Regions from separate parts of the Homo sapiens genome. Here region 1 is linked to region 2. Evidence: chromatin loops called from intact Hi-C (ENCODE). Cell type or tissue: breast epithelium. All regions are shown on one strand. Each heading gives the region's core, and the rest is flanking DNA. Links, peaks and the distances in the headings are about the cores only.

The links. Peaks named below come from ENCODE experiments on the same cell type or tissue, not always from the same donor. Only the 100,000 strongest peaks of a DNase experiment are listed, where the experiment ranks them.
Region 1: a loop joins it to region 2, with 7 times the contacts of the local background. A loop is called at or near these places in 1 of 110 quality-filtered maps.

Annotation. Positions count from the first base shown.
Region 1 is chr17:77,232,082-77,237,457 of GRCh38, forward strand. No RefSeq gene overlaps it. Among named protein-coding and RNA genes, the nearest start is that of LACAT1, 19 kb to the right of the region's middle. RefSeq lists enhancers at 1,142-2,341, 3,466-3,760. In breast epithelium, for the core only: no CTCF peak of the experiment used is centred there; no DNase peak of the experiment used is centred there; H3K4me3 peaks cover 843 bases; H3K27ac peaks cover 1,469 bases.
Region 2 is chr17:77,702,355-77,707,730 of GRCh38, forward strand. No RefSeq gene overlaps it. Among named protein-coding and RNA genes, the nearest start is that of LINC01987, 24 kb to the right of the region's middle. In breast epithelium, for the core only: no CTCF peak of the experiment used is centred there; no DNase peak of the experiment used is centred there.

The DNA of each region.
Region 1 (5,376 bases), core at 230-5,229, 470 kb before region 2:
GGCCACAATGCCCGGCTAATTTTTTTGGTATTTTTAATAGAGATGGGTTTTCACCATGTTGGCCAGGCTGGTCTCGAACTCCTGACCTCAGGTGATCCGCCCACCTCAGCCTCCCAAAGTGCTGGGATTACAGGTGTGAGCCACCACGCCCAGCCCTTGTGTCTGTTTTTTAATTAAAATTTTGATGGAGATAATTGTAGATCCACATGCAATTGCAAGAAATCACACTGAGAAATTCCTTTGACCCTTTACTCATTTTCCGCCAATGGCAACATCTTGCAAAATTATAATTCGCTACCACAACCAGGCTATCAATGTTGGGACAATCCACCAGTCTTATTATTTATTTATTTATTGAGACAGAGTATCACTCTGTTGCCCAGGCTGGAGTGCAGTGACGTGATCTCAGCTCACTGCAACCTCCGCTTTCCAGGTTCAAGTGATTCTCCTGCTTCAGCCACCCGAGTAGCTGGGATTACAAGTGTGCAGCACCACGCCCAGCCAATTTTTGTATTTTTAGTAGAGACCGGGGTTTCGCCATGTTGGCCAGGCTGGTCTCGAACTCCTGACCTCAAGTGATCCACCTGCCTTGGCCTCCCAAAGTGCTGGGATTACAGGCATGAGCCACTGTGCCCAGTCCCAATTTTTTTTTGATGCCTGCTCCTTCTGAGGCAGGTGTACTGATTTTTATGTGGACGTAAACTTTCGTTTTTCCAGGCAGTACAATAGCCGCCGTGTCATGTGGTAGTTAGTTGCGTGTTTTGTTTGATAAGAAACTGCTGTCCTGGCGCAGTGGCTCACGCTTGTAATCCCAGCACTTTGGGAGGCCAAGGCAGGAGGGTCACATGAGCTCAGGAGTTTGAGACCAGCCTGGGCAACATGGTGAAATCCCATCTTTACTAAAAATACAGAAAATTAGTCAGGCATGGTGGCATGTGCCTGTGGTCCCGGCTACTTAGGAGGCTGAGGTGGGAGGATCACTTGAGCCCAGGAGGTCAAGGTTGCAATAAGCCGACATCACACCACTGCACCCCAGCCTGGGTAACAAAGTGGGATCCCGTCTCAAAAAAAGAAAAGAAACTGCCAGACTGTTTTCCAGAGTAACTGTACTGTTCCCGCCAGCAGTGTGTGCGTGATCTTATTTCTCTGCATCCTCATTAGCATTTGGTGTTGCCACCATTTTTTGTTTCAGCCGTTCTGATAGTTAACGCAGTGATATCTTATTGTAGTCGTAATGTGAATTTCCCTAATGGCTCACGATATTGAACGTCTTTTCACGTGCTTATTTGCCATCCGTATATCCTTTTTGGTAAAATATTTCATATCTCTTGCCCATGTTCTAATTACATTCTTTGATGCTTTTCTGTTGAATTACACTGAGGGAGGTAAGGGAACCAGCCAAGCAGATTCCCTGGAGAAGAACATTCCAGAAAGAGAGAAGAGCTAATTTAAAGGCCATGAGACAGGAGTTCAGGGTGTTCAAGATAAAGCACCAGAGTCAGTGTAGCCGGGCGAGTGAGCTGCGGGAGAGGGAGGCACATTCACCAAATAATTCATGGCCACCCCCATAACCGGCCCCGCTACAGACAGGCGGCACCGCGCAGTTGGCCCAGGCCCCCACGACGGGAAGGAACGTGGGCCACTCCTGGGCAGAGGCATGAGGAACAGGTGAGCGATGCCTGGCCTGCCTTCTGCTTCTTGATGATGGCTGGAGGCCACGCATTGAGTTTGTTGAAACAAGATTGTGGCAGCCTGGATGGGTGAGTCACCGCGTGGAGCCGCTGCTGCTCTGGGGAGCTGCCTGGCTCGCTCTGGACTTAGCGTGAGCGAGAAGTAAATCTGTAGTGTATCGTGTCTTGGAGACATCAGGGCTTATTTGTCACCACTGCAAAAATGAGTTCATTCTGACAAATACAGGGATGAGGTCAGCAAAATGAGTTCATTCTGACAAATACAGGGATGAGGTCAGCAAAAATGAGTTCATTCTGACAAATAGAGGGATGAGGTCAGCAAAAATGAGTTCATTCTGACAAATACAGGGATGAGGTCAGCGGGACTTGGCGGGTGTGGGGGGCCGGTCAGGTCCTGCAAGGCCTTATGGGTCTTGGTAAGGACACCAGCTTTTTGGCTTGAGTTCTGAGTGAGATGGGAAACAGCTGCCTTTTCTCATTTGACTTTGACTTCCTCCCCTCAACCCCACCTGCTGCAATGAAAGTCGTAATATTTATGAGGTCAAAGGTATTCTCTTTCTCAGTAGCCTCTGGGTTTTGTATCAGCTTGGAAACGACTTTTGCATGTTTAATTCTCCTCCTACCTTTTTTTCTCGTACTTTCATGGCTTTTTAAAATTTTATTTTTATTTTGTTTAGAGGCAGAGTCTCACTCAAGGCTGGAGTGCAGTGGTGCCATCTCGGCTCACTGCAACCTTCCCCTCCGAGTTCAAGTGATTGTCGTGCCTCAGCCTCCCAAGTAGCTGGGATTACAGGCACGTGCCATGATGCCCAGCTAATTTTTGTATCTTTAGTAGAGACAGGGTTTCACTGCGTTGGCCAGGCTGGTCTCGAACTCAAGTGATCCTCCTGCCTCGGCCTCCCAAAGTGCTGGGATTACAGGCGTGAGCCACCGCACCCGGCCTTCATGGCTTTATTTTTTTACACTGAAATCTCTGATGCATCTGGTGGGTTTTGTGTAAGGAGTGAGGTCGAGCTTTTAATGAGTCCTAAATGGTCCTCTAGATTCAGTGTCTGCATGACAAAGCTTATGGCCAGCTCTTTGAAACTCTGGAGAAACCCTTTAGGGAACTGATGCTGGGTCTAGGGTGGGAAGGGCATCGGGGTGGTGAGAGGAGCCCCAGCAGATCACCAGGGAGGGCCAGGGCCGGCTGGGTGGCTGCCTGGGACAATTAGACAATTATGAGGAGTGTGGTGGCCAGGCGTGGTGGCTCATGCCCGTAATCCCAGTACTCTGGGAGGCCAAAGCGGGTGCATCACCTGAGGTTAGGAGTTCGAGGCCAGCCTGGCCAACATGGTGAAAACTCCTCTCTACAAAAAATTAGCTGGGTGTGGTGATGGGCACCTGTAATCTCAGCTACTTGGGAGGCTGAGACAGGAGAATCACTCGAACCTGGGAGGCGGAGGTTGCAGTGAGCGGAGATCACACCATTGCACTCAAGCCTGGGCAACAAGCGCGAAACTGTCTCCAAAAGAAAAAAAAAAGGAGTGTGGAAATAACCCAGGAATAAAAAAAACACAGTGCTAACATCACATTGTGTAGCCCCAGCGTGAAGGGGTTTTTGGCCACCACAGGGAGCAGAATGTCCTTTGGTGGACATGACAAGAGTCTTTTCTGAGGCACCCTGTCTGCGGCACAGCTGCCTGGGTGCCCGAGGAACAGCCCTGTGTCAGCATTTAGTCCGCTGAAACATGCAGCTAAATAACCAGCCGGCTGTCTTCCGAGAACAAGTGATTTATTTTTATTGCTTCATTTTTAAACACTTCAACATGCCTCCCAAGAAGCTGTGTGGTTTGGAAAAGCGTAAGAGAAAGCTGAAGAGAAAATGCAAGCTGGAGAAAAGTGGGGATGCTTTGCTGACACATTCTTCCGGAAACCAGCTCGGCTCTGCCAGGCGTGTGTTTTTGGCCAGTGCCATTTCCGGGCCCCTGGAGTTGATGGACATTTCCTGTGCGGGGTCTGATTCCCACTACAGATTTGAAAGAGGCATGCAGATTTTTATTTTAAAAAAAACTAAATAGAACCTGGTAGCCAGACATGGTGGCGCGAGCCTGCAGTCTCAGCTACTTATGAGACTGAGGTGGAAGAATCGCTTGAGCCCAGGATGTGGAGGTTGTAGCGAGCCAAGATTGCAGCACTGCACTCCAGCCTAGGTGACAGAACAAGAGACCCTCTCTCAAAAAACAAACAGGCTGGGCATGGTGGCTCATGCCCATAATCCCAGCAGTTTGGGAGACTGAGACAGGTGCATCACCTGAGGTCAGGAATTCGAGACCAGCCTGGCCAACATGGCGAAACCCCCTCTACTAAAAATACAAAAATTAGCCAGGCGTGGTGGCAGGCGCCTGTAATCCCAGCTGCTCAGGAGGCTGAGGCAGGAGAATTGATTGAACCTGGGAGGCGGAGGTTGCAGTGAGCCGAGATTGTGCCACTGCACTCCAGCCTGGGTGACAAGACCGAAACTGCGTCTCAAGAAAAAAACAAAAAACAAAACAAAAGCCCAAAACAAAAAACCCAAAATAAAAAAAACAAACTAAAGAATATTGGTTTTTCTGTCTCTCAAAATATGTAGTGAACATCTCTCAATCTAAGGGGCATTGTAGTGTTAGCCAGCTGAGGTAAAAAGGCAAGACCCATTCGTCTCCAAGTGTCCTAGCTGGGGCTCTTAAAGAACCAGCAAGGCCAGGTGCAGTGGCTCATGCCTGTAATCACAGCACTTTGGAAGGCCAAGGTGGGAGGATCATTTGAGCCCAGGAGTTCAAGACCAACCTGGGCAACATAGGGAGACTTTGTCGCTACCAAAAAAATACAAAAAAATTAGCCGGCCATGGTGGCATATGCCTGTAGTCCCAGCTATTTGGGAGGCTGAGGTGGGAGGATTGCTTGAGCCTGGGAGGTCAAGGCTGCAGGGAGCTGTGATGGCACCACTGCACTCCAGAGAGAGACCCTGTGTCAAAAAAGAAAGAAAGAAGGAAGGAAAATGAAGGAAGGAAAAAAAAGGAAGGAAAGAAAGGAGAGAGAAAGAAAAGAGAGAGAAAGAAAACAGAAGAGAAAAGAGGCTGGGTGCAGTGGCTCATGCCTGTAATCCCAGCACTTTGGGAGGCTGATGCGGGCGGATCACCTGAGGTCAGGAGTTCAAGACCAGCCTGGCCAACGTGGCGAAACCCCATCTGTACTAAAAATACAAAAATTAGCTAGGCATGGTGGCAGGCGCCTATAATCCTAGCTACTAGGGAGGCTGAGGCAGAATTGCTTGAACCCAGGAGGCAGAGGTTGCAGTGAGCCAAGATCACACCACTGCATTCCAGCCTGGGTGACAGAGCAAGACTACGTCTCAAAAAAAAAAAAAAAAAAAAAAAAAGGAAAAGAAAGAAAGAGACTGATTTAGTGATTTAGTTTGGCTCTATGTTCCCACCCAAGTCTCATCTCCAATTGTGATCCCCATAATTCCCATGTGTTGAAGGGGGGACCTGGTGGGAGGTGATTGGGTCATGGCAGCGGTTCCCCTATACCGTTCCCGAGATAGTGAGTGAGTTCTCAGATGATCTGATGGTTTTATAAGGGCCTCTTCCTCCTTCGCTCATTCACTCTCTCTTGCCTGCTGCCATGTAAGACATGCCTTTGCTTCTCTCTTGCTTTCTGCCAT
Region 2 (5,376 bases), core at 215-5,214:
TGGGAACTAGTATTCAAGATGAGATTTGGGTGGGGACACAGCCAAACCATATCAAAGGGGAAGTTTGTAAACAACTAAGTCTGTTTTGTTGGAGATTTACAGAAGCATTGTGACCTAACCAAGGACAGAAAAGTTCCCAACCTCCTCGACCCCTCACTGGCACCCAAATGTTTGTGGTCCTCGGTCACCTCTTGATCCCAACCACTGCACGTAGCCTCCCCATATCCCCTCACCCATAAAAACCCTCTGGCCAGCCTGAAAAACTGAAAATGGTACTTTAGAATGCTAGTTTGCCATCCTCTTGGTTTGACTGACTTTCCAAATAAACCTGCTTTTCTTCCTACCAACCCTTGTCTCTAGTGGCTGGCTTTCAGGCAGCAAACAGTCAAACCTGGATTCCATTACAATTGCTGCAATTCAGTTCACTTATAGATCAGCATACATAAGCACAATATATATATAAGACACTACATAAGCTTATGTAACTGAATACATCATTGCTATTATTATGTTGAACCAACTGCTGTCTGTCAGGTCAATCAAGAATAAGAAAAATAAAAGTTTTTATTTTACCTTCACTTTTCCTTTCTTTAATGCACTTCCTTTCTTTATGCAGATCTGAGTTTCTTACCTATATTGTTTTCTCTAAAGAAATTTTCTTTTTAACATTTTTTGCCAGCCAAGTCTACTGGCAACAAATTCCCTCAATTCTGAGAATGTTTTTTTTTCTCTTTCACTTTTTCATCTTATCTATTTTTTTTTTTACTGGGGTAAAATATATGTAACATAAAATTTAACATCTTAGTTATTTTTAATTGTACAGTTCAGTAGCATTAAATATATTCATAATGTTGTATAACCATCACCACCATCCATCTCTATACCACTTTCATCTTATGAAACTGGAACTCTATCCTCATTAAACACTGACTTCCCATTCCCCTCTCCCAGGCCCTGGTGACCACTATTCTACTTTGTTTCTATGAGTCTGACTGCTATAGGTACCTCATATCAGTGGACTCTTACAATAGTCGTCCTTTTGTGCCTGGCTTATTTCACTCAGCATCATGTCCTCAAGGTTCATCTGTGTTTTAGCATGTGTCAGGCTTTCCTTTTTTAAGGCTGAATCATAATCGACTGTAATGTATACACCATATTTTGCTTATCCGTTCATCTGTTGATGGACACTTTGGTTGTTTCCACCTCTTAACTATTGTGAATAATGCTTCTAGAAACATGGGTGTACAAATACCTCTTCAAAACCCTGCTTTCAGTTCTTTAGAGTGTATACCTAGAAGTGGAATTGCTGGATCATATGGTAGTTCTGATGTAGGAGAGGCACACCCCAAAATTGGGGCTTAGCCCAGGAGGGTCCTTGGCTTCATCCAGGAAATAATTCAAGGGGAAGCCAGCAGTGTTAGACAGCAATCTTTTATTGAAACAGAGCTGCTCCTTGCAGAACAGGGCTAACTCATAGGCAGTGCACCTAGAGTCAGCAACGTATGGGCTGTTGGCAACTCTATTTATACTCATGTAAACCCACTTTCAATTACATGCAAATTAAGGGGTGGGTTAATGCTAAGGGTTCTAATGGATAAAGTAGTCAGCATGCAAGAATAGGTGGGCAATGTAACCAGAGACAGAAACCCTGAGAAAAACCAAAAAGGAAATGCAGGCAAACAACAGCACTAACAAAAATGAAGACTGACTTTGTTGGGCTTATCAGTTAGCTTGGATAGGGCTGAACAAAGAATCTCTGAACTGGAGGCTATATCAATAGAAACCTCCAGAACTAAAAAAGAAAGAGAACAAAGACTCAGGAAAACACAATAGAATATCCAAGAACTGTGGAACAACTATAAAAGGTATAACATACGCACAATGGGAGTACTGCTATGGGAGTCCCAGGAAACTAATACAATCTGCTGAGAGGCCGAACAATGCTGTATACTATAGTATTGGTCACCATTTGTTGACTGTGTGTGTACTTTAACCTACCAAGGAAGAGGGTATTGCTGTGCTCATTTCACAGATGAGGATGCTGAGACCCATGGTGGTTATGCATCCTTGCCAAGCCCCTGTTCCAGGAAGAGAAATTCCAGATCTAACTGACCTGAGCCTGTGTGCAGCTGCTGTGCTCTGCTACCCACATCTGTAGGCTCTGATGAGCCATGAGATGTTCACTCTAGCTTTGCTGAAGCCCCATGTCCAGACTGGCCATGTGGAGACCCACAGCACTGGGGATATATCTCTGGTTTCAGGTCCAGGAACCCGGTTCTGCAGCCCAACCTCAATGTCATGGGCTGCCTTGACAAATGCTGTGCCTGCTGACCTGGCCTGGGGCTCCCAACAGCTGCAGGGGGGCCTTCCACTGCCTCCCTGTCCTCTGTGCCATTTCCCCACCTGGCCCCAAACTGCTTGAAACCATCACTCGACTACCAGCCTCTTCCCACTACTGTCAGGGACATATTTGCTGCTGTCAGTGGCTGCATTGCACAGAAGCGAAGAGAAAAATGGTTTCAGACTCTGAAGCCACTACTGGAGGCGGAGGTGTTCGGATTAACTCTGCAGTCCTTTGGAACAGCTGTTTCCTGGCTGTTCCACTCTAACATGTGAATGCTCTCAAGGCTATTCACAATATTACTTCCACCTTCCTAGAGAAAGATGCTGCAGAAATAAGCCAGGCAAATTGTCTCTGTGCGATGACATACACAGTAGGTGCTTAAGAAATGTTGGCTGGATTGATCTGAAAATAAGCATGCACAAACAGCAGCCATGCGCTATTCCCTTCCATCTGCTGGAAGGCTGGCATTGAAACCTTCCTCCTCCTGGTAGTCTTTTGCCAGAGAACCAGGCATGCTTGCCCAGAGAGCTGCCTCTTGAGGGTAGGGCCCTGGAGGCTCCTGCTACAAAGCAATCTCAGAAGGCTTATCACAGAGTGTCAGGTGAAAAGGGCAAGATACAGCTGCACTTGCAGCATCATCTCAGCCGTGTGAAAAATATGTGCATAGAAAATGCCTGGAAGGGATGCAAAGAAGAAAGAGTTTATATAAGTAGATCCACAAATGCAGGTGGATGCATTTTTTTTTTCTGGAAAGAATCACAGAAACTGTTAAGTTAATTTGGGGGAAAGAGCTAGGTTGATGGGAAGGTGACTTTCACAGTGGCCCCCTTTTGTGGTCTGTTTTCTAACTTTATGTGTGTGTGACTTTTATTCATACTTCAAATGTTAGCAGGGTTATTGGGTAGCACAATTTTGGTCCTTTTGTTTGCTTTCTTTATCTGTACCTCTCCAGAGTAAAAAGCATTTTTAGTAATCAATTAATTTTTATTCATGTCGTCAAACAAATGAAATAGAAAATTCAACATGCAAAAAAAAAAAAAAAAGACTGAAAACAATATGGCAGGATTTTAATAATGGTAATCTCCAGTTAGGTAGATTATTGGATTAAGATTTTTTTTAATTTTATTATTATTATACTTTAAGTTTTAGGGTACATGTGCACAACGTGCAGGTTTGTTACATATGTATACATGTGCCATGTTGGTGTGCTGTACCCATTAACTCGTCATTTAGCATTAGGTATATCTCCTAATGCTATCCCTCCCCCCGCCCCCCACCCCACAACAGTCCCCAGAGTGTGATGTTCCCCTTCCTGTGTCCATGTGTTCTCATTGTTCAATTCCCACCTATGAGTGAGAACATGCGGTATTTGGGTTTTTGTCCTTGTGGTAGTTTCAGCAAACTGTCGCAAGATTTTATTTCTTCATGTTTGATCTCTCTTGCAGCCCAGACAAGTAATTGTAAAGGGAAAATAAAATACCCAGACAACAGCAGGGAAAACCATGAATTGGTGACTTTATTTGAGGAGAGGGCACCCAACTGTCCCCTCCCCAACCCATCATGCTTGCTCTGTCCTTAGTTGCAAATTCCCTTTGGGATCTGGATTCCTAATTCATGAACCCTCCCTTTTGCATGGATCAGGGCTAATGTGCTGTGTCAGTAATAGTTTTTGTTGCCTGAGAAAACACAAATTCAAAGAAAAATCTTAATAGTGAATTGTGGCCCCTGGGGGAAGACACTGAACAGACAATCAGGACCAATATGGTTAAGACCACTGCTTTGGGTTGGCTGTGTCCCCACCCAAATCTCATCTTGAATTATAGTTGCCATAATCCCTATGTGTCGTGGAGGAACCAGGTGGAGATAATTGACTCATGGGGGCAGTTTCCCTCTTCCTGTTCTCATGATAGTGAGTTCTTGCAAGATGTGATGGTTATATATGGGGTTTCCCCCTTCACTCAGCCCTTGTTCTTCTTCTCTTCCACCATGATTGTAAGTTTCCTGAGGCCTCTCCCGCCATGCTGAACTGTGAGTCAATTAAACTTCTTTCCTTCATAAATTACCCAGTCTCAGGTATGTCCTTAGATCAGCAAGAGAATGGGCCACTACAACCACAGACTCTGCAAGCAAACTCCCTGGAGTCCCCGTCCATTGGTTTACTAGCTGTGTGACTTTGGGCAAATGACTTAACTCCTCTGTGCTTCATGTCCTCATCTGTAAAATGGGTATAGTCAGTGTTCCTAACAGATAGGGTCATTTGTGAGGCTTCTAAGAAGGACAATGGGTGGTACATATGAAGTGCCTACCAAAGGATGGCTGTGATTCTTCTTGCAGGGTGGACGCCTTTCCCGGCAGTTCGTCTCAGCACCACAGCCTGGGTGCCTGCATCGCCTGCACCATGCATACAGAAGCTAACACCAGGCTGTATCAATTCCGGGGCCCAAGAGAGAAACAGGATGTCCCATGTGACTTCTGCTACTTTGGAGTGGGGTCTTCCAGGAATCTTTGTGATATGGCTTGGTTATGTCCCCACCCAAATCTCATCTTGAATTGTAATTCTCACAATTCCCACGTGTCATGGGAGGATCCCAGTGGGAGGTGATTGAATTAAGGAGAGGGGGAGTCTTTCCTGCACTGTTCTCGTGATAGTGAATGAGTCTTGCAAGAACCGATGGTTTTACAAATGGGAGTTTCCCTGCACACGCTCTTTTTGCCTGCTGCCATCCACATAAGATGTGACTTGCTCCTCCTTGCCTTCCATCACGATTGTGAGGCCTCCCTAGCCATGTGGAACTGTAGGTCCAATAAACCTTTTTCTTTTGTAAATTGCCCAGTCTCGGGTGTGTCTTTTTCAGCAGTGTGAAAACGGACTAATACACTTTGGGTAATAGGAAGAGCTGAGGGATGTTAAGTACATTTCCTCCAGCCCAGAGGTGAGGGGCAGGTGGAGTCGGGGAGAGGCAACTGCCACAGGCTGGACATCTGTATCCAGGCTGGCCCAAGTGGGCTCTGACAAGGCTAAGGATGGCAAG